Regions from separate parts of the Homo sapiens genome. Here region 1 is linked to region 2. Evidence: chromatin loops called from intact Hi-C (ENCODE). Cell type or tissue: endothelial cell of umbilical vein. All regions are shown on one strand. Links, peaks and the distances in the headings refer to the core of each region. The heading gives the core; the rest is flanking DNA. Region 1 overlaps MGAT4A (alpha-1,3-mannosyl-glycoprotein 4-beta-N-acetylglucosaminyltransferase A). Region 2 overlaps CRACDL (CRACD like).

Evidence for each region. Peaks named below come from ENCODE experiments on the same cell type or tissue, not always from the same donor. Only the 100,000 strongest peaks of a DNase experiment are listed, where the experiment ranks them.
Region 1: it touches region 2 in a loop (3-fold over the local background); 2 of 110 quality-filtered maps call a loop at or near these places.

Annotation. Positions count from the first base shown.
Region 1 is chr2:98,696,885-98,707,104 of GRCh38, reverse strand. The region is part of intron 2 of MGAT4A (alpha-1,3-mannosyl-glycoprotein 4-beta-N-acetylglucosaminyltransferase A); the gene reads left to right. LOC124906050 (a long non-coding RNA gene) reads right to left here. Exons shown (of 3, transcript XR_007087149.1): 1 at 7,997-10,220; 2 at 4,975-5,226. Among named protein-coding and RNA genes, the nearest start is that of MGAT4A, 29 kb to the left of the region's middle. In endothelial cell of umbilical vein, for the core only: no CTCF peak of the experiment used is centred there; DNase peaks (open chromatin) are centred at 3,944 and 5,614; H3K27ac peaks cover 2,924 bases.
Region 2 is chr2:98,829,089-98,839,308 of GRCh38, reverse strand. CRACDL (CRACD like) reads left to right here. Exons shown (of 10, transcript NM_207362.3): 3 at 1,022-1,190; 4 at 6,312-6,447; 5 at 6,797-6,961. Among named protein-coding and RNA genes, the nearest start is that of LINC02611, 62 kb to the right of the region's middle. RefSeq lists a silencer at 1,869-2,163. In endothelial cell of umbilical vein, for the core only: no CTCF peak of the experiment used is centred there; a DNase peak (open chromatin) is centred at 5,548; H3K27ac peaks cover 1,595 bases.

The sequences.
Region 1 (10,220 bases), core at 3,267-7,266, 130 kb after region 2:
CAGCTGGGACTACAGGCACCCGCCACCACACCCAGCTAATTTTGTATTTTTAGTAGAGATGGAGTTTTACCATGTTGGCCAGGATGGTCTCAAACTTCTGAGCTCAAGTGTTCTGCCTGCCTTGGCCTCCCAAAGTGCTGGGATAACAGGCATAAGCCACCGTGCCCAGCCCAGATTTTTCATATTTACTTCTAGTCTTTTTTTTTTTTTTTCATTTTTAATGAAGAAAGCATGGCAGATCTCCCTAAAGTCTCCCAGCCAGTTTCCATCTCTGCTGCCCTGCCTAGACTGAGGCAGACCACATCATGTTGTGTACTCCTGTAATGCATTTTTATATGTTGATTTATGGATGTGAATATTCACTTTTTATGTATGTATATATGTACATATATAATTTTATGTATCTAAAAAATTTACACAGATAGCAGTATGCCATGTATATTCTACAGCTTTTTTTTTTTTTTAAATTCACATCAGGCCGGGCACAGTGGCTCAATGCCTATAATCCCAGCACTTTGGGAGGCCGACGCGGGTGGATCATGAGGTCAGGAGATCGAGACCATCCTGGCCAACATGGTGAAACCCCGTCTCTACTAAAAATACAAAAATTAGCTGGGCATGGTGGTGGGCGCCTATAGTCCCTGCTACTTGGGATGCTGAGGTAGCAGAATCACTTGAATCTGGAGGCGGAGGTTGCAGTGAGCTGAGATCATAAAAATAAAAATAAAAATAAAACTCACATCATTTTGATACTTCTGCGGAGGGACACACCTCGGTGGCCCCTCCTCTACCATTTTTGCTGATGTCACTCTGAAGCCACTTTTTACACCATTCCGTTCTCTAGTTCCTAGCAAGATTCTGGTCCAAATTCATCCAAACTGGCTATTGTCTAGAATTTTCATTCTTCTTCACTCAAAAGCTTAACTTTTAGGGTTTAGGTCATGACATAAAAGAGTAGAAATAGCTTTTTTGTCCCTACATACATGGTGGATAGCATTTAGGGCACAATATCAAAACCTCTGTGTTACTATTTTTATCAATCGGTTCAGCGTCTGCATTGGTTTTCTCATTTTCAGTGTTTGGGCACACTGAGCTGTGTTCAATAATGGGAATTTTATTGTTAGTTGATTTTCTTTTTTTTTTTTTTTTTTTTTTTGAGACGGAGTCTCGCTCTGTCGCCCAGGTCGGACTGCGGACTGCAGTGGCGCAATCTCGGCTCACTGCAAGCTCCGCTTCCCGGGTTCACGCCATTCTCCTGCCTCAGCCCCCGAGTAGCTGGGACTACAGGCGCCCGCCACCGCGCCCGGCTAATTTTTTGTATTTTTAGTAGAGACGGGGTTTCACCTTGTTAGCCAGGATGGTCTCGATCTCCTGACCTCATGATCCACCTGCCTCGGCCTCCCAAAGTGCTGGGATTACAGGCGTGAGCCACCGCGCCCGGCCTGTTAGTTGATTTTCATTAAGTTCGGACTACTCCACAATCACCTAATCAATTGTTCCACTATAGATACTTTTAAAATGGACAATATTAATTTCCTCTGTAGCTAGGGTGATCATATGATTTACTGTCCAGAGCAGGGCACTTGAGAGTAAAGGGAGTACTGTTGACAGTCATGCTGGGGTAACAGTTGTAAATTGGAACCGTCCTAGGCAAAGATAGCATGCAGTCACCCTGTTCATGAAGTGAGAGGCGGTGGTAGAGAATGACTGGCCATGATCAGGTGGAACAAGGAACCTGAATGCTGCTGCTGAACTCGTTTAGGCATGCTGGTGAATGAAGCTCCCTGCGATCTAGAACCATCATTTAAGATCATTATGACCTCTGTACCTGACAGAGTCCACGATCCAATGAATTAATCACACCTGTGAAACCTGCACAGCATTGCAATCCGTGCTTAAAATGGGGAGAGGGCAAGCATTTCCGGAGGTGGTGGCAGGCATTTGCTGGGGCAGTAATGAAAGGTAATCTTTCAGTGTGCTGATTAAGATCTAGAAGCTCAATAAACCCTCTTCTCAGGGGAGCTTCTTGGAATCAAGGTAAGTAACTTGGGTTTCCTTATCGGAAAGCTAGGGTTAATGATAAGGTAGAAATGCAGCACTCCAGATGTCCTCCTGTCACCTGCCTTAAGGGATGTTTGTTCCCAATGTCAGTTGCGCCTCTGGTGTACTCTCCAGAAGCATGTTTGCTCAGCTGTGGAGGAGTAATTGAACATTGACCTTATTGGTCTCAGCACATAAACTACTGCAATAACAAATTTGATCTTGAGGGAAATTTGCTAATCCTAGTTACAGGATATTAGTGGTTTATTGGCATAGTACTTTTTTTTTTTTAATTGAGGCAGGATCTGGCTCTGTTGCCCAGGCTATAGTGCAGTGGTGTGATCATGGTTCACTGCAACCTCTGCCTCCTGGGCTCAAGCCATCCTCCCACCTTAGCCTCCCAAGTAGCTGGGACTATACAGGTATGTGCCACCATGCCTGGCTAATTTTTTCTTTTTTAAGACGGGGTCTCACTCTGTCCCAAGCTGGAGGACCGTGGTATGATCACTGCTCACTGCAGCCTCGGGCTCCTGAGCTCAAGCAGTCCTCCCACTTCAGCTTCCCAAGTAGCTGGGACCACAGAGCATGCCACCGCACCCTGCTAAGTTTTGTATTTTTTGGAGGGTAGAGATGGGGCCATGCTATGTTGCCCAGGCTAAATGGCTAATTTTTGTAGTGTTTGTAGATATAGGGTTTTGCCATGTTGCTCAGACTGGTCTCAAACTCCTGAGTTCAAGCAATCCACCTGCCTTGGCCTCCCAAAGTGCTGGGATTACAGATGTAAGCGACTGCTTACATAGAGCTTTTACACTTTTTACATAGGCCGGCATAGTGCTTTTGATCTGAAGTAGCTTTCTTCGTATTGCTGCTTTTTCTCTCTTCAGCTCAGTTATTTATTCATTCACCTAGTGTTTATTGAGCGTGTACTAGGTGGTGATCCACTAGGCACTGGCGATTTCATGGTAAACAAGATAGGTAATGTCCTTGCCATACAGACCCTACTTACAGAGATGTTAAGTTGGAGGATGTTACACAGTCGTAGTTGAGCAACTAGGCAGACTGAGTTATTTCAGAGAGGGATGAATACTGACAACCAAACAAGCTAAGGCGATGACAAGTGACTGAGGTGGGAATGACGGCTGTTTAGATGCGAGTGGTCACAGAATGCCTCTCTGAGGAGGTGACAGTTGAACTGAGACCTAAATAATAAGAAGCCAGAGAGTTGGAGTGAAGAGGGGTCCTGGCAGTATCACAGCAAGTACAAAAGTCCTGAGGCCAGATGAGTGTGGCACATTAGGAGAGTGTAAAAGGAAGCTAGTGTGGCTAAAGCACTGTTAGGGGTAGGGAGTGTTGGGGGTGTGGTGGGAGATAAAGTTGGAAAAGCAAGCAGGGGCCAGGTCACACTGGATATGGAGGCCACAGGGACATCTTTGGATTTTATTCCTCAGTGGGAAGCTTTATGCCGAGGGTGTACCACAGTCTGATTGACATTTTTCAGAGATTCCTCTGCCTTTAAGGAGGTGTTCTTTATCCAGTTGAGGAAGTTCCCCTCTGTTCCTAGTTTGTAGAAAGTCATTACTTTTTCATATATTTTTTTCTACTACTTTTTCTCTATTTCCTTCTGTGAACGCTTGGGGGTATCCTATACTCTGGGGCCTCTCTGTTCAGTCTGTTCAGTTTGTTCAGTTTTCCTCAATCTTTTTTCTCTCTGTTCTTCAGACTCGATAATTTCTATTAATCTAACATCAAGTTCACTGATTCTTCTGTTCTTCTGCCATCTGAAATCTGCTGCTGAGCCTCTCTAGTGAATTTTAATTTTAGTTGCTCTAACAACTAAATTCCATTTTGTTTTATATTTCCTGTCTCTTCGTTTTCTCTATTCATTGAGTCAGTTTCCTCACATGGTCCTTTAGTTCTTTAAACTTGGCTTCATTAGTTCTTTTAACTTATTTATAGTAACTGTTTCGAAGTCTTCATCTGCTAAACCCAGCATCTGGGAATACTCAGAGACCACTTCCACTGACTGCCAGAATTTTATTTTTCCCCCGAGTATGAGTCCTGGTTTCTTTTTCCTTTGCTGTCTTGTGAATTTTTGTTGACCACCATATATTTTAGGTAATATATTGATGCAGTTCTGGATTCTTTACATTTTAACTCAAGTGGATGGTGATTGTTTTATTTGCTATTTGTTTAAGTAACTGGACTGGACTAAATCTCAAGTCTGTCTCTCCGGCTGTATCTGACTCTGGATGTCTCTGTACTTCCGTTTTGATTAGTTCTTATTTTTAAGCCTGGTTTCCTAGAGAGGTTGCCCCTGTGTCTGCATAGCATAGTGTTCAGTAAAGATTGGTCAGTGCTTGTAGTCAAACACCTCGAGCCGGTAGGGCTCCCTTCTCTGCTCAGGACCTGTTGGACTGTGGAGCACACGGTACTGCAAGCTGTTTGCGAGTGCGCCCCAGCTGTACTTTGCCCTGGTCTCCTTTTACAGCTCCTCTGTGTGTGTGCATGCATGGGCTCTAATGACCAGGTGTGCATGGGTGGTGTGGGCCTGCACTGCTGTCTGCTGTGCATGCTCAGAGCCTCCAGTCCACCTGGGATGTGTGAAGAGCTTTATAAGCCCCCTACAGCCATCTCATTTTCAAGGCCTCCCTATTAAGTCTCCAGCTGGTGTGCCAGTCCATTGCTTGTCCCAGATAGAACAGCAGCCTCATGGCAGCAGGCCTCTGGCCCTCCGTGCTGCTTGCCTGCCTCTGGGCTTGCTGCTCTCACTGACAACACTGCAAATCCAATGAGTCCCTGCCAGCAGTGGCAGTGAGTTTGCTAGTTTTCAAGGCCTGCCCCACGCCTGTTAAACTTCTGAATTGACAGAGCTGAGGGCAGGGCAGATGAGGGCAGCTCTTGGCAGGAAAAGTCACAGACTTGTGCTGTTCTCACCTGGAGTCCAGTGGGTTTCATGAATAAACACTTCTCAGTTTGTTGAATGTCTTGCTTGCTTTCCAGAGCACCAACTAGGTTGTTTTTGACTCTTGACCAGCTTTATAGTTGCTTTGTGGGAAGAGGATTTGTGAGCCTTCTCACTCTGTTATGCTAGAAGTTAGACATCCCCTGGGAAGTTCTCGAACGTGCCCCTAGGTAATTCTGATTGGCAGCCAGGGTTAGGCACCAGCACACCTGGGACTCTTTGAGCTGTAAATATACACATACAACATCAGGGCATAAGAAAGTTTTTGCCATATTGACTTTCTAAAAAGAAGAGTCTTGAATGTTTCAGGTGTTATAAATAAGGACCTAATTTTAAAACAGGACCTAACTAGGGTCTAGAATGTAGACCTAGCCTCTGCCAAATTGGTCAGCAGCCTTTCTTGCTGATATGTTAAAGTTTGCCGATTTAGACCTTGCACTTGGCATGGTATTATTTTATTTTATGTTCAGCTTAGTTGGCTAGCATCCATTTCCTGAAACAGACTCCTAATCTAATTTTTCCAGGTTGGAAAGCTTCTTAAGCAGTACATGTGCTGTGCTCAGAGGTTGTCTGGAATCTGTTTGAGGTATTCTTAACTCTGAAAGGATATTATTCATGGCCGACATATGAGAGGGGACTACACTGAGAACATTGGGTTATTACAGAACATTAACTGATTTTTTTGTGCTGCTTCAGAAACATTACTAATCAGGTTTTGGGGATGTGAGTAATTGTCCAGTTCTAGACCCATTGTGCAATGGATACAGTGGATAAAGTTGCACTGGACTCTGAAACCAGTAGTGGACAAGAATAGCATAAAAAAGAGACTAATAGATCAGCCTTACCTAATAGGATGAAATCTTAAATAAAATACCAATGAACTAAATCTTTAGAGCAGTGTTAAACATTTTTGGTATATTTTCTTTCATTTTTTCTGGATTAGTGGTTCTGAGCATGTGATCCAAGGACCTGTGGGGATCTCTAGACCCTTTCAGGAGGTTCATGAAGTGAAGACCATTTTTATAATAGCCTTTTCCACTCTCATAAGAAATAGCAGAAGCAGATGAGAACTCAGCTGTATTCTATTCAGCTGAATTAAAGAGATGTGAGCAAATGTCACTCTTTTCACTAATTTTTTTAAGAAAACAATTATTTTTAATAAAATGCATTATTTATGCTAACATGTAATAGATTGTTTTTTTTTTTTTTTTGAGACAGAGTCTTACTCTTGTTCCCCAGACTGGAGTGTAGTGGCGCGATCTCGGCTCACTGCAACCTCCGCCTCCCGGGTTCAAGCGATTCTCCTGCCTCAGCCTCCTGAGTAGCTGGGATTACAGGTGCCCGCCACCACGGCTGGCTAATTTTTGTACTTTTAGTAGAGATGGGGTTTTGCCATGTTAGCCAGGCTGGTCTCAAACTGCTGACCTCAGGTAATCCACCTCCCTTGGCCTTCCAAAGTGCTGGGATTACACGCATGAGCCACCGCGCCCAGCCAACATGTAATAGACTTTTAAATGAATTTTAAATACATCTTTAAAAAGTTAATTGGTTTTGATTTGCAATATGGTAAATGTTGATTGATATAATTCACATAAACAAAAGGTCTTTGGGGTTGTCTAATTTTGAAGACAGTGTAAAGGGGTTCTGAGACCTACCTTATAGATAGATAGATAGACAGATAATGCAATATATACTAATATAATATAGAGTATATACTAATATGATATCATATATAGTAAATACTCATATGGTATTTATAGTATATATGAATATATTATATATAGTATATATTATATATATAGTCAACTAAAGGAAAAAATCAAGCTTTTAAAGAATTAAAGTTAATTTTACTCAGAAGTCTTGCTAAGGACTATAGCCCGAGGCTGGCAGCCTGGGAGTGGTCCTTTGGAGAGGTCTTGTGAGATGGCCCCTGCACAGTGTTCCAGCCACTGCTTATATGCAGGTAGTGCAGGACCATTCCAGGTAAAATCATATCGCACTTGCTCAGAAAGTTCCATAAAAGCGGAATCATGAGGTTTGGGTATGAGAGGATATCTGGTTATAGCTTGCAGAAGCATACTCACTAACCCCGTCAGATGTTATCTCACGTGCAGAAAAAGGCAAGGACGGGTCACGTATCCTATAAGAAACATCGTGACTCAGGCAAGAGATGTGGTGGGCCATGTGCTCTACCCTATTTTGTCTTCAAAACATTCTTCCAGGGAGCATTTTGTCACATACTCGGGGTTCAAGCGGAAATGGCAAACATGGCTTCCTATGTTTGCTAATTTGTCTCACAGTACTACATATGTGTCTCCCTCAAAAAATGGGATTGGCCTCATACTGTGCATATTGTATAATGTACATTTTTTGCTTAATATCACAAATGTTTCCCATACCATGAATTGTAGTGGGTCCATAATATTCCATTTTACAATTACCATAATTAGCTTAATCTTATAAGTAATGGTATAACAAATTTTATGCATATTATTGATCAATTTTTAAATACATTTTTTTAGTTTAAGAGGATTTGCCTCTTGTTACTTATTGCTTGGCATTCTGTAAGGCAATGGCATTTAGGGGGAAAAAAAAAAGACTAAAATATGATTCCTGCTGTGCAGAAAAGAGTTAACATGGCAAATCTGAGACTGCTAATTATCAGAAAGCCTGGCTTGAAAGGCTGGTCCTCGGCTGGCCTCTGGGAACTTGGCTGATAAACCCTGATAATAACCTTTCCCTATATGAGAAGAGTGGCTCAGTGTGCCTAAACTATTTGTACAAGTTGTGTGGTTATGCTGAACACCTGGTTTCCTTATTGGAGTCTGAAATTTTGGTATGTACTAGGCAGCGGGTGCCTATGTGACCAGCCCGCAGTAATAGCCTTTGACATTGAGTCTCCAATGAGCTTTCGTGGTAGACAACACAACACATTGCACGTGTTGTCAGCACTCGCTACTGTGGGAAGGAAGTGTGTCCTGAGTCACTGCATACCTGGTTTCTTCCAAACTTCTCTCCGTGTGTCTTTTCCCTGTGCTGCAACTCAATGGTGAGTCCTGTGAGTCCTTCAAGTGAATCACTGAACCTGGGGATAGTCTTAGGAACTCCTGACAAACCTGCTGTTAAGGAACTCATAGCTGAGGAGGGAAAAAGAGATAAGTATGTAATTATAGTACAGTTTGTGTTGATATAAAATAGTGTAGTTAACAAGATAAAAAGGAGCTAAAGAGAGGATAGAGGTCAGAGAAAACTTCACAGGAAGACAATGAAAGAGTATTTTGAAGGATGCATGGAATTTTTTCCAGTAAAGAAAGAGAAGGTGGATCTGGTAGGCAGACAGCATGAACGTAGAGCAATGAAACTCATAGTAAGTGGGCTTGGAGCACTCCAAGCAGCTTGGTAATACTGAAGCAAGAAAGATCCTGGGCAACGTGAGGAGATCATGTTGGAGAGTTAAGTAGGTAGTCATTGAAGGGTTTCCATTTAGAAATGTAAGGTACAGAGGATAATGAAGGGGAAAATGAAAAGGCATGGGTAACAGTTTCGTGTTCCTGGTCAGGAGATGAATAAAAGGAGCGTTGATACTGGGATCTGTGTAAAGAAGAGAGGATTAATGAGCATTAATGTAAGCAAATGTGAGGAGATTTCAGAGCATATTTATTTATTTTTAATTAATTTTATTTTTTGAGACGGAGTCTTGCTCTGTTGCCCAGGCTGCAGTGCAGTGATGCAATCTCAGCTCACTGCAACCTCTGCCACCTGGGTTCAAGTGATTTTTTTCTGCCTCAGCCTCCCAAGTAGCTGGGATTACAGGTGCACATCACCACACCTGGCTAATTTCTGTATTTTTAGTAGAGACGGGTTTTCACCGTGTTGGCCAGGCTGGTCTTGAAACTCTTGGCCTCAAATGATCTGCCTCTCTTAGCCTCCCAAAGTGCTGGAATTTTTTTATAGGCATGAGCCACCACACCCAGCCAGCTTATCACTACTTCTGGTTCTTCTGCACTTGAATCATCAAATGCAAATATCAGTTTTTGAAAACTGACAGCTAACAATTTTGAAAAGAGAATGGCCATCTTTTCAGTTGTAAAACATTTTATTAGGTTTATAAACAGCAATTAGAATGATCAAGTCAATGAAAAATTTTTTAACATTCGCTCTCTTTCTAATCACTTTTGTGTGTACATCAACCTTTAGCATTTGTCTTCTTATGAACCCATCCAGTTAATCTTGTTGTATGAATACACAGTAGACAAAAGAGTACTGTTACACATCCTCTTAGTAAGGCAGTGTTCTGGGCTCCTCTGACAAACGTTGTGGTGAAGTCCTTTCAGTTGAATGACCCACTGGATGAACATGCCCTATTTTCTTTTTGCCCTTAATAATAATTATTTGTTCGTTGGTTCTTTTCTGCTTTGCTTTTTCAAAAACCTATTTAAAAATAATTGTAGAACTAAAGGAAGCTGCAAAGACAGAGAGATACAGTGCAAACTTCACCCATCTTTCCCTGACAGTTACTTCTTGGGATAACTTATGTGTATATAATGTACAATATCAAAATCAGGAAATTGACATTGGTATTATGAGTGTGGATAGTTCTGTGTCCTTTTATCATGTCTAGATTCTTGTAACCACCACTATAGAACAATTCTATCACCACAAAGATCTCCCCTGTGGTGTCGATAGTCACACCAACCCCTGCATCCCCCATCATCCCTAACCCCTGGGAACCTAGTCTATTATCCTTCACTATAACTTTGTCATTTTGGAAATGTTATTATAAATGGAGTCATACAGTGTGTGAGAGATTGGAATTTTTTATTCTGCGTGACGCCCATGAGGCCTATCCAAGTTGCTGGGTGTTTGAGTAGTTTGCTTTGTTACCTTGCTGAGGAGGATTCCATGGCATGGGTGCCAACCTTTTATATGGCATTTAATGGGATCATCTTCTAAAATCTAGTCTCTCTTTTAATTGGTGTATTTAGACTATTTATATTACTTTTAGTTTTAAAATGTCCACTTTATTCCATGTAACACTTCACCAGAGATCATTTACATCTGAGGAAGAGATGGCCCATGAAATTGATCTATAGTAAAATACTCTAAGAAATGCAGTCCAATTCTGTACATTTCCAGGCACCCCTAAAAAAGTGGATCACAATGCAGAAATATAGGCATTGTTACTACAATTTACATAAGATAAAAGGGAGATATCAAT
Region 2 (10,220 bases), core at 3,421-7,420:
GAACTGACTTATCCTTGGAGAGGGATTTGTTCTACCTGTAATGATGTAGGAACTCCTACTAAAGTAATCCTAAGTAATTCTCCCCATGAGAGTAAGACCATGTAAGCTTCCCAAGGAGGCAATAATATAAACACAACAGAAAGATCCTGGGTTTTTTAAGGAATTCAGTTTATTAAATTATTATAAAAAGTAATAAATTGTGCAAATTTTCAGGATGTATTAGACAGCATCCTGGTAGTCTACGATGCTGCATCCCTCCACTGTCAGTTCTGTAACTATTCCGGGAAAGGAATGAACTTTGCTGAGCAACTAATGTGAAATCATGGAAACCTGGGTATGATAGAATTCATGGGAGAGAATGAAGCTGTCACCAGAGGAGCAATCACAAAATGTTGAAAAGTGTGGTGAATTCTAATAATCCAGGAAGCATGGCAGAGTTGGGCTCAGCCTGGCCACACCCCTCCCCTGCAGGGATGACCAGTCTCATTGTTTTTCTCACCAAAAGTCATTAGCTCATCATGCAGTTGGTGCCCCACAGACCCACCTTCTTGCCCATGAGGTTGGGCCTCCTCTGATTGTCCTTGATGCTGTATTCACACTAGACAAAGCAATTCATAATTTTTATTTTATTTTATTTTTTTTGAGAGAGGGTCTTGCTCTGTCACTAAGGCTGGAGTGTAGCGGTGCAATCATAGCTCACTGCAGCCTCAAATATATTTTAGAAATCAAAACTTGATTATACATGAGAGGAAAGTTGCTAATTTTGATTCTGTGATCATCTTCCAAAGTGTTCTTGTGTCTTTTATTTAAATATCCTAAATAAAAAGAAACAAGATGTGTTTTCAGGTATGCAAAACTGGTATACCATGTACTTTTGCGAAGTAAAAGGACTTTTCAGAAGCAGATAACTGATGCATGGATGGAAATCTTGCTTTCTCTCTTTTACGTGCCTGTTGCATACATGCACATAAACACACACTGTAACAGTCTTATTTATTATTTTTTTCTCTAATCTGTATAGGAAAGAAAAAATCTAAATTCAAAACTTTTAAGAAGTTTTTTGGGAAGAAGAAGAGAAAAGAATCGCCGTCGTCCACAGGAAGTAGCACCTGGAAACAAAGTCAGACGAGGAATGAGGTCATTGCCATCGAATCCGGGCCAGTGGGCTACGACTCCGAGGATGAGCTGGAGTAAGTTGCATTTTACATCCCTCGGGCCAGGAGCACCTAAATACATGATTTCATTATCCTGGTAACTTGCTGGATTTCTGAGCCCCCTTTCCTCCTGGGTAATTCCATTAGAGGTTCTTCCATAGAAGTTGTGTTTTCTGTCTTTTCAAACCTAGGGATGGAGAATGCTGTGTGTGTTTAAGTCCACAATAACTGTGGGAGAGGAGGTACTATATGCCATTTTATAAACGGACAAAATAAGCCCTAGATAAAATTTAGAACTTGCCCAACATCCTACAGCTGAAAGTGACAGGATCAGGATAGGGGCCCTGGTTTAACTTGACTTAAAACTCTTTTGAGGACCTAGATGCTATATTAGAAAAATGCATTTCTCTAAAGTTGAACGTTAAGTAATCTAATCAGAATATTTTCACTTGATGGGGGTGGGGAGGGGGCGCTCCTTGCTATCTTAGAAAAAAAATCATCCAAAAATATCATAAAGAACAGACCCAATAAGCACAAAAAACTGGGGAGGTCTAGTAAAGAAATCCTTATTTTTGTAACTTGTGTTTCATTAAAATATAGTTACAGTACATATGCTGCAGTTATTCTAGCAGTTATTCCTGTGACTAAGAGGAAACGAAACAGATTTGTTGCTATGCTAGCTTTTACCTTTTTTTTTTTAAGACAACGCTGGCCCTTTAAGGATAGAACTCTTCAGAGAACATAATATCCCTCAGGTTTGGGGTACAGACCACGCTGAGATGGGTCCCAGGCTTGAGCATCCCAATAGTGGTGTCCTGTCCCCTCTCTTGCTCTCGCCCCTCCCCAGCCTCCTTGCCTGTTTTTTAAAGGAGTAGAAATTTTGCTGGCCACTTGGTGGCACCAGATGACTGGAAAGGAAAGATTGGAACCTTTTTTTTTTTTTTTTTTCAGTTTTGGGTTTGATTTAGGTTTTGATTGTTTTTGGTGCTAGCAGGGAATGTAATAGACTCACATTGCACCATGTGAAGTGTGGAAGGGATATACTGTGCATGCATTTTTTTTTTTTTTTTGAGACGGAGTCTCGCTCTGTCGCCCAGGCTGGAGTGCGGTGGCGCGATCTTGGCTCACTGCAAGCTGCGCCTCCCGGGTTCACGCCATCCTCCTGCCTCAGCCTCCCGAGTAGCTGGGACTACAGGCACCCGCCACCACGCCTGGCTAAATTTTTTTTGTATTTTCAGCAGAGACGGGATTTCACCGTGTTAGCCAGGATGGTCTCGATTTCCTGACCTCGCGATCCGCCCGCCTCGGCCTCCCAAAGTGCTGGGATTACAGGCGTGATCCACGGCGCCCGGCGTGCATGCATTTTTTTTAGGCGGTTCTCTGAACTCTTGGGGAACGAGATGTTATCGCGATAATATTACTAATTATTCAATGTCATCACTTTGCAAGCCCCAGGGAAACTCTAACACCCACCCCCATCCACCCCTGTCTCTTGACTGGAGCACACAGTTCTGGTGTTGGAGAGACAGGCCTGGGAGTGGCCCCTCCAACCACAGACAGGAGCCCAGCCAGAGGGGCAAGCTGGGATGAATTGTCCTGTCCGCTTGCTGATGTCCTCCCTGTCACAGGAGCCCATGGAAAGTGGAGACGGTGTGCTTTTTATCTTGATATTCCCAGCACCTTGCAGGGAGCTGGCCCTCAGTGACTGGTAACAGTTTGCTGGTTTTGATGCTAGGCAAGGAAGATTGGGAATGGAGCATGATGAGGCCTGGGAAGTGCAAATGACATTTTTAGAGAGCAGCACAGAGGAAGAGGCAAGTACTGCTTGGCCTGTGGGAGAGTCTGCGGCAACTTCTCATCCATCACTGTGGGGAAAACAGCTCCATTTACTAAGGCACATTAGTGCGAGCAAACCACATGGGACCCTGTGGGTTGAATAAAGTGACGCCCATTTATCGTGTCTGTGTCTGTGCGGTTGTGCTTCTTAAGTCTGTTAATCTATAACGATTTCCTTTTGCCCTCTCCCTTTGTTTCACGTCATTGATCTGAAGGAAGAGCAGGGCCATGTGTCCTGCAGAATGTCCCATATTCTGGCTTTGCTTTCTCTTGGTGTGACTCAACTCTTTCCTATATTCTCCCAATTCCCGGTACATCATTCGATGGATCCAGATTCTGTCAGGTTCAAGCAGGTGCTGGTTGTTGTCACATCCCATGATGAGTCACCTGCTTTCTGAGCAGTGGGTTCAGGGTGTGTCACTGTCGTCCCTCCACCAACCTTCACCTGACAGTTTTAACACCTGGTGATGATCTGTTATTTTGTCACAAAGTGGTGGTTTTTCTAATTCTATCATTCACTGTACACTTGCTAACTGAAATTCTTTGATGAAGAACTTTCCTTCATCAATTGCTTGGTTGCTCCGAAATACAATTTGTAAAGTCAGGATCATGCTTGGCTCTCCTTTTATTGATCCACCCTCAGAGTAATGACGTGGCCCCCTAGCAACTCCTGACAGTGGCCAGTGGGTTTTGTTTTTTTCTTTTTTTTTCCAAATATCATTGGGAATGCATTACTTTTTATATATTTGATTTGCTTTAATCCATGACAGTCTTTATTCATTTTAATGCTCAAGTTGTTCCATCTTAGGCTGTTGAGAGTCACTTGAAATTCGCTCCGTCTTTTGACATGACCCCATTCATCTTTGATGGCTTCCTTACTTTCTTGTCCAATGAGAAATCTCAGGTTTATTTGGTATATTTTCTTCCCCTGACCTGGAATCAGCACTTTCTTGACAGGACCCTGGCTCCCTCCTTGTGGTGTGAAATGGCTTTTAAAGACCTCAGTCCAGCTGCCAGGGGCGATGATTACTAATTGGCTGTCACTGATTCTAAACCTTTCCAGTGGATATAGCTAGGAAATGGTTTATTTTTCAAGAGAAAAATTAACCATTAATTTGCTGATATTTCCAATTCAAGTTTAATAAAACAACATTTTTACTTCTTTAATTCTTTGTATTCTCTTTTCTCTTACACTTGAAACCAGGGCTCCTTATGATATTAACAAAATGACTTATTTTCTTTAACCTATCATATATTTATAATAATTTCCTTATCCCTTCCCTATATGGAAGTTAAAAATATTATAAATACTTTTCTGCACACTGTCTTATAATCAGTGTTATTGCTAATAAAACTACAGAGTGCAATTTCATATTTTTGGTTTTTTAATTATTATTACTACTAATAAGATTAGTGAGTGCAATTTGATATCTTTGGTTTTCTTGTTGTTGTTCCTAGAATGTATTCTATCTTGGATGTGGAGTCAAAGTCACTTGAAATTATTATATTCTCTGTGTGGTCATGCCAACAATCTGATATAAAATTAGATTTATTTGTTTGTGTTTGTTTTCTAGTTTTAGAGATTGTTTTATTTCTCTTTTTGTTTGGTTTCATCTTTTAATTATATAAAACGTTTGCATAGTTTCAAAGACAAAGTTGTCAATGTAGGTATCTTTGCACTATGTCTCCTCATCTAGTTATTTCTTTCCCCCAAAGAAAACCACTTTTATTTATTTGTTATTTATTCTTCTATTTTCATTTTTTTAAAATATAAGAAACACACACACATGTTCAGATAATATCCAGGCCCCCCTTTCCCATGCAGTGCTGACATGCTGTGAACATTGTTCTGCAGTGGTTGTTATTTATTGCACTTAGTAGTATCTGGTGATGCCTGCATGCAGCGTGTAGAGACCTTCCTGCCCATCAGACCAGCTGTGGAGTCCTCCATTGTATGACATTCATGGTTGATTCAGTTAGATGCCTACTGAGGGGCACTAGGTGTTTCCCATCTTTCACTCTTTTGAATATTGCTGTAGTGAATGGCCTTGCACATGTGCCATTTTGTGTTTTTGCAGAGGCCTCTTTATGCTGCCTCCACTCCTCATTACATCCAAAGCGGAGGTGCTTGGGTGGTGGTTGTGGTTCCCAGAGAGTGTGGGCCATGGGCTGTCCACTGGGGGAGGGATATCCAAGTGTGTGTGTGACCTTTGGGTTAAGAGCTGCCCTTGGCAGGGAGGTCCTGATTCCTTCAGTTGGCGTAGTTCCCTCCCTGGCATGTGAGGACACACACATCCTGGGAGCCATGGGTTCCCACTTGCAAGCTTACTGTTGCAGGCGTGAGAGTTTAATTAGAAGGAAGCATTATTAGCCAACACAGTTTGATCTACAGTTGGACAGGGCCACACCTCAGAGTCCTTAATGCCCCACAGTGGACAGGATGCCCAGGGTAGGGGAGTGGCAGGAGGGAAGTGGGTGGGGTGGTGCACACAAGATGTCCAGTGTGTGCAGAGGCAGGCTTTCCTTCCTTCATCATCAGATCTCAGTCATCTCCTTCCACCTATTGTTCAGGCAGCCAGTGCTGCTAGGAAAACTTGACAGCTAATTCCCACATCCTTTTAGGACATTTTGTGAATGTCCTGGGGGTTCAGTCCCAGATCAGATTCTTGAGTTCAGAGCTGAGGAAAGGACTGGGATGGCGATGACAGAAGGCCACCATCTCTGCTCCAGGATCTAGGCAGGCACAGAGGTTTTGGTCACACAGATGGTGCCAGGTCATAAAAAGAGGCCATGGCTTTGCAGATTTGCAGTTCTCATTTCAAACCACCCACGGATGTATGTCTTGGTCTGTGTGAGGTGTGTGTGAGGATGCGTTCATCAAGCAGGCCCTCAGCCTGCTGCACACACAGCCTTCAGCCCACGGAGGGCCTGCATGTTTGCCCACAAGGCGTGACCTCACCCTCCCTGGGGCAGCCGGGACAGGCCTCCTCAGAAGCTGGCCGTGCCAGCCCCTCCCCTCTGCAGGCTTGCTGTCTTGCACCTCACACCTTATCAAACCTTGGTTTTTTCATTAATACAAAAATAATTCACACAACCTTTAGATCTCCTAGGAAAATTCCTATCTCTGCAATGCTCCAAATAGTTGACTGGCATTTGACAGCGTGTGGATGAACTGAAGTCAGGGACCACTGAAATGTAAATGCAGCAGAGGGAGTGTTGTTTGATGTTCTGTTCACTCACATCCCTCTTTCTCATTCTGAGCCCCCCAGGGGTCAGTAAGATGGAGGTGGGCAGAGTCTCACAGTGGCTCTTTTATCCTAGGGAGTCGAGGGGCACGCTGGGCAGCCGGGCCCTTTCTCACGACAGTATTTTCATTCCTGAGTCCGGACAGGACGCTACTCGGCCTGTGCGGGTGTTTTCCCAAGAAAATGTGTGTGATCGGATTAAAGCTCTGCAGGTAAATGTTTCCTTGGTCATGTCGCCTGGTGTGCAAGTCAAATATCCATCAAGAAGTTTTTAAATGATTTCTGCTTGGTTTATTTGATATGCTGTAAAGTAGAATCACATGTACATGACAGCTCCCCCAGGACACACCAAATGAGCTGCAGTGGGATCTCGACTCATTCTTAGATGAACAAAGAAGAGATGGCAGTGGAAGAGCTGGTGGCAGATGCACGTTCAGTTCAGTTCTCTGCACCACACCAAGATACTGAAGGCATTTCCAGCATGAATGAATTAGAGCAGGAGGATTTGTTGATAAATATCATTGATGAAAATAAGAGCACATGTTCTTTATTCCAATCTAGTTAAAAATACAGTGTAATGTGAAAATGGGGCCACCACCTCCTCCAGGGGGGCTTCCTGCCAAGCGGGGAGAGGATGCCGGCATGAGCTCTGAGGACGACGGGCTGCCCAGGAGCCCCCCAGAGATGTCTCTGCTGCACGACGTGGGTCCTGGTACCACCATAAAGGCAAGTGCGGCCTGTACCACTGCATGTCTTCATCCACACCTGCCCTGGAGGGTGCTGGAGCTCTGAGATCCCCTGTGTGTGCCCCTAAGATCTCCAGGCTGTGCATGGTGTGGCCAACTGGGTCACTGGAGCCTACAATCAGCCCTTGAGCTGTGTTTATTTTCATTCTTTGAGTAGAAATTCAGGTCTGGTTAGGAGACGTGGTTTTGGTGACTTTTTTTAATGAGGGTGATAGGTTGATAGAATCAACCCAGAATCAACCCTGTCCCTTGACTTTCCTGTCTGAGCAGATGACCAGACCCAGAACCCCATTAGAAGTAGGGAAACACGTTGTATCTGTTTTCCGTTGCCATGACATTTGGCCGGTGGGAGGGGGAAGTAGTGAGCATGTGATAGTTGAGGCTCTGATGGTCTCCGGTGCCTGAGTTTGTGACCTTGAGGTGGTGTTGGCCTAGGGGTAGTAATGTGCTGTATTGCTGGCAAACAGGGCAGCAGGGAAAGGTTGACAAGCAAGAGAGGAACTGATGACCTCAGCAGGGTGGAGGAACCAGTCCCAAACACCACCTTCTCCATTAGAATCCAAGAGGGGGGCCCCGAGGAACTCGGAAAAGAGCACGAGCTCTTTCTCGTGCATAAACAACATAGCTCGCGATGCTGCCACATTTTAAATTCTTTATGTTATTGTGGTAAGAACACTTAATGCCCATACACTGTACTTGCACATAAATGTTAAAAATAGGTGGTCATCCTTCCCATGTAGACAAGCCTGACTGTGGAGGATGGATAGAGTTGGAGTTATCTGTTATGCTGACATTTGAAAAACAAATAAAGGCCAGAGTTTATTTTTTATAGCCACACACCTTCCCCTGTCACCTCTGGCCTGCTCGAGGGGCCATTCACAGTGAAGGGGGAGCTTCGTTGCGACTCACTGCCTTGCAGATTCTGTGCTTCTCTGAATTGTGTTCAGAAGCCACTTCAGTGTGGACACCTATACACCCTGCCACACCAAATTTTTGTGTGTAGTTGTGAGTTCCCCGAACGTCACTGATGAAAAAGGCAAAAGGACTGTGGTGTGGCTGAGTGTGTGGGGTGGGGACTGACATGAAGCCGGCTAGAGAATTATTCTCTCCAGAATTCTGCTCTGGGGCGAAGCTGTCCCTGCTCATTCCAGGAGCAGGGTCTGAGGACAGTGGGCTACCCAGGCCTGCTCTCCAGCCTCGAGCAGAAGGGAGAAAGGATGAGGAGGATGGGGTGGCCTATTTCATAGACTTCACCGAGCCAACCCTGTACCCCTTTTAACACCTCCAAATACTCCTGTGTGCAGTTTCAGCGTCCCCCTCTCAGGAGCAGATGTGACTTAGTGTATTTCTGAGCTATGCAGTAGGAAGAGGTCTGTCATGAGCTGCCTCTTTCCTCATCATAGATGGACTCCCCCTCCTCCCATCCCACAGGTCTCTGACTCTCACAGCATCCCAGTTCTCTGCCTTTAGCCAGGACGGGCAGTAAGAGGAGAGGTAGTTTCTAACCCATCCATTGAAGAGCAAGCCTATCTCCAAACCCATGTGACACTATGAGGCACAAATTCCACAGCTGGCTCGGCTGGGCCAGCCTGACTTTATCTCTCACAGCACAACCACCTCCTGTGGTTGGTCCTTTATTTAAAAAAAAAAAGTTCTGAGATTTTATCAATTATTGGGTAATATGGACAATCTACCAGCTTCATAGGAAACCAAAATTTGGGCTTTTAAGACTTAAAAACAGAAAGGTAATCTTTAGTGTCTTCATCGTTTTGAAGACACAATGATTGCATTTTGAGGCCTGAAAGTTTTTATGCATAATTGGTTGATTAAGAGGGAAAAACAACACACCCTTTAAAATGGGCTTGTAGAATATGTGGTATTTGATGTAATAGTGCCTTAAGCCCCAAAAGTATGGGCTGCAGACTGTTTATACCTTACACTGACCCACAGGCTTACACACAGGCCCACATAGACAGAAAACTTTAAGATTATTGTGGAAAAAAGAGTCTTTAGTACCAAGTATTTGATGTTATAACCAAGGTGACATTTCCTGATAGAATAAGTTTTTCAGGAAATATATGGAATAATTTTTCAAATTTTATCACCAAGTGTGATAACAACTGATGAAAGTTTACCTGGTGGTTTTTAAGATAAAATGATGTCTAACTGGTCATATTCTAGTTGTCCTGCTATGAAGCAGGACATGCCAGGTAGAGTGTGATAAACTGGCAAGGCCAATGAGTCATTTTGCTCCTTGGTGATGCGGGAAGGGAAGATGGGGAGGGAACACAGATCTGGTGGCAAATGAACAAATACATGCCCCACAGCTCCGGAGGGAGGCCTCAGGCAGGCTTATCACCTCTTAGAATCTGTGTCCTGAGAGGGTTTTGGCTCAGAGGGTTTTGGGGGGATGAGATGAGATTGGGTAGATCAGCACCTCTCCTTCCCAGCAGGACCAGCGGCTTCTTTTCACCCCTCGAACAGCCAGGCCCCCCTGCTTCCTGTCCAGTGGTCCTTCCTGCATGCACTGCCCCCAGCCCACTCCTCAGCGGCTGAGCCCCTCTTTTTGAGGACACACATCCTAAAGCACCTGTCACTCAGGGCCGCCCATGAAAAGCTTCTGACCCCAGCTGTTTCCTTTGGGTCCTTTGAGCTGCCTTCCCTGCAACAGAGAGACACATGCTAGACTTTTAAATCCTCTGCTTTCAGAATCATCCAGAATCACAGATTTTAGGAAAAATTGGGTGACTGGAAGCAAGCCATGCAGAGCTGAATGTTCTGGATGCTGCCAGCCCTCCCATGAAGCCAGCTTCCCAGCCCTCACCTCCTCCCCATGGGCCCCAAACCACCTCACGTAGTTACATCACTGATCAACAACAGACACAATTCTCCTTGGTCATGAAGATGAGGGTCTTTCTGGACCCCAAGATCTCTCAGAGCAACAGTGGAAACAGAAGTGAGAGTTCTGAGGCCAGAGGAGTTGAGTTCCCTAGTTAGGGAGAGCTTGTACCTGGGGCACAGGTCAGGGAAGTTAAGCTCCATGCCAAGGTCCCCTAACCAGGGGCCACAGTGGGCCTGAGCCCAAGACATCTGCCCAAGCAGGACAGACGCAGGGCGGCCCACAGGGAGGAGGTCCTGCTGTGCATCCTTCAGAGCCTTCAGGGTATTGGGCTTTATTCTATAAAGAGGAGTGGTCAGGGGTATTATTGTCACAGGCACCGTGATCATTCTTACTGCAC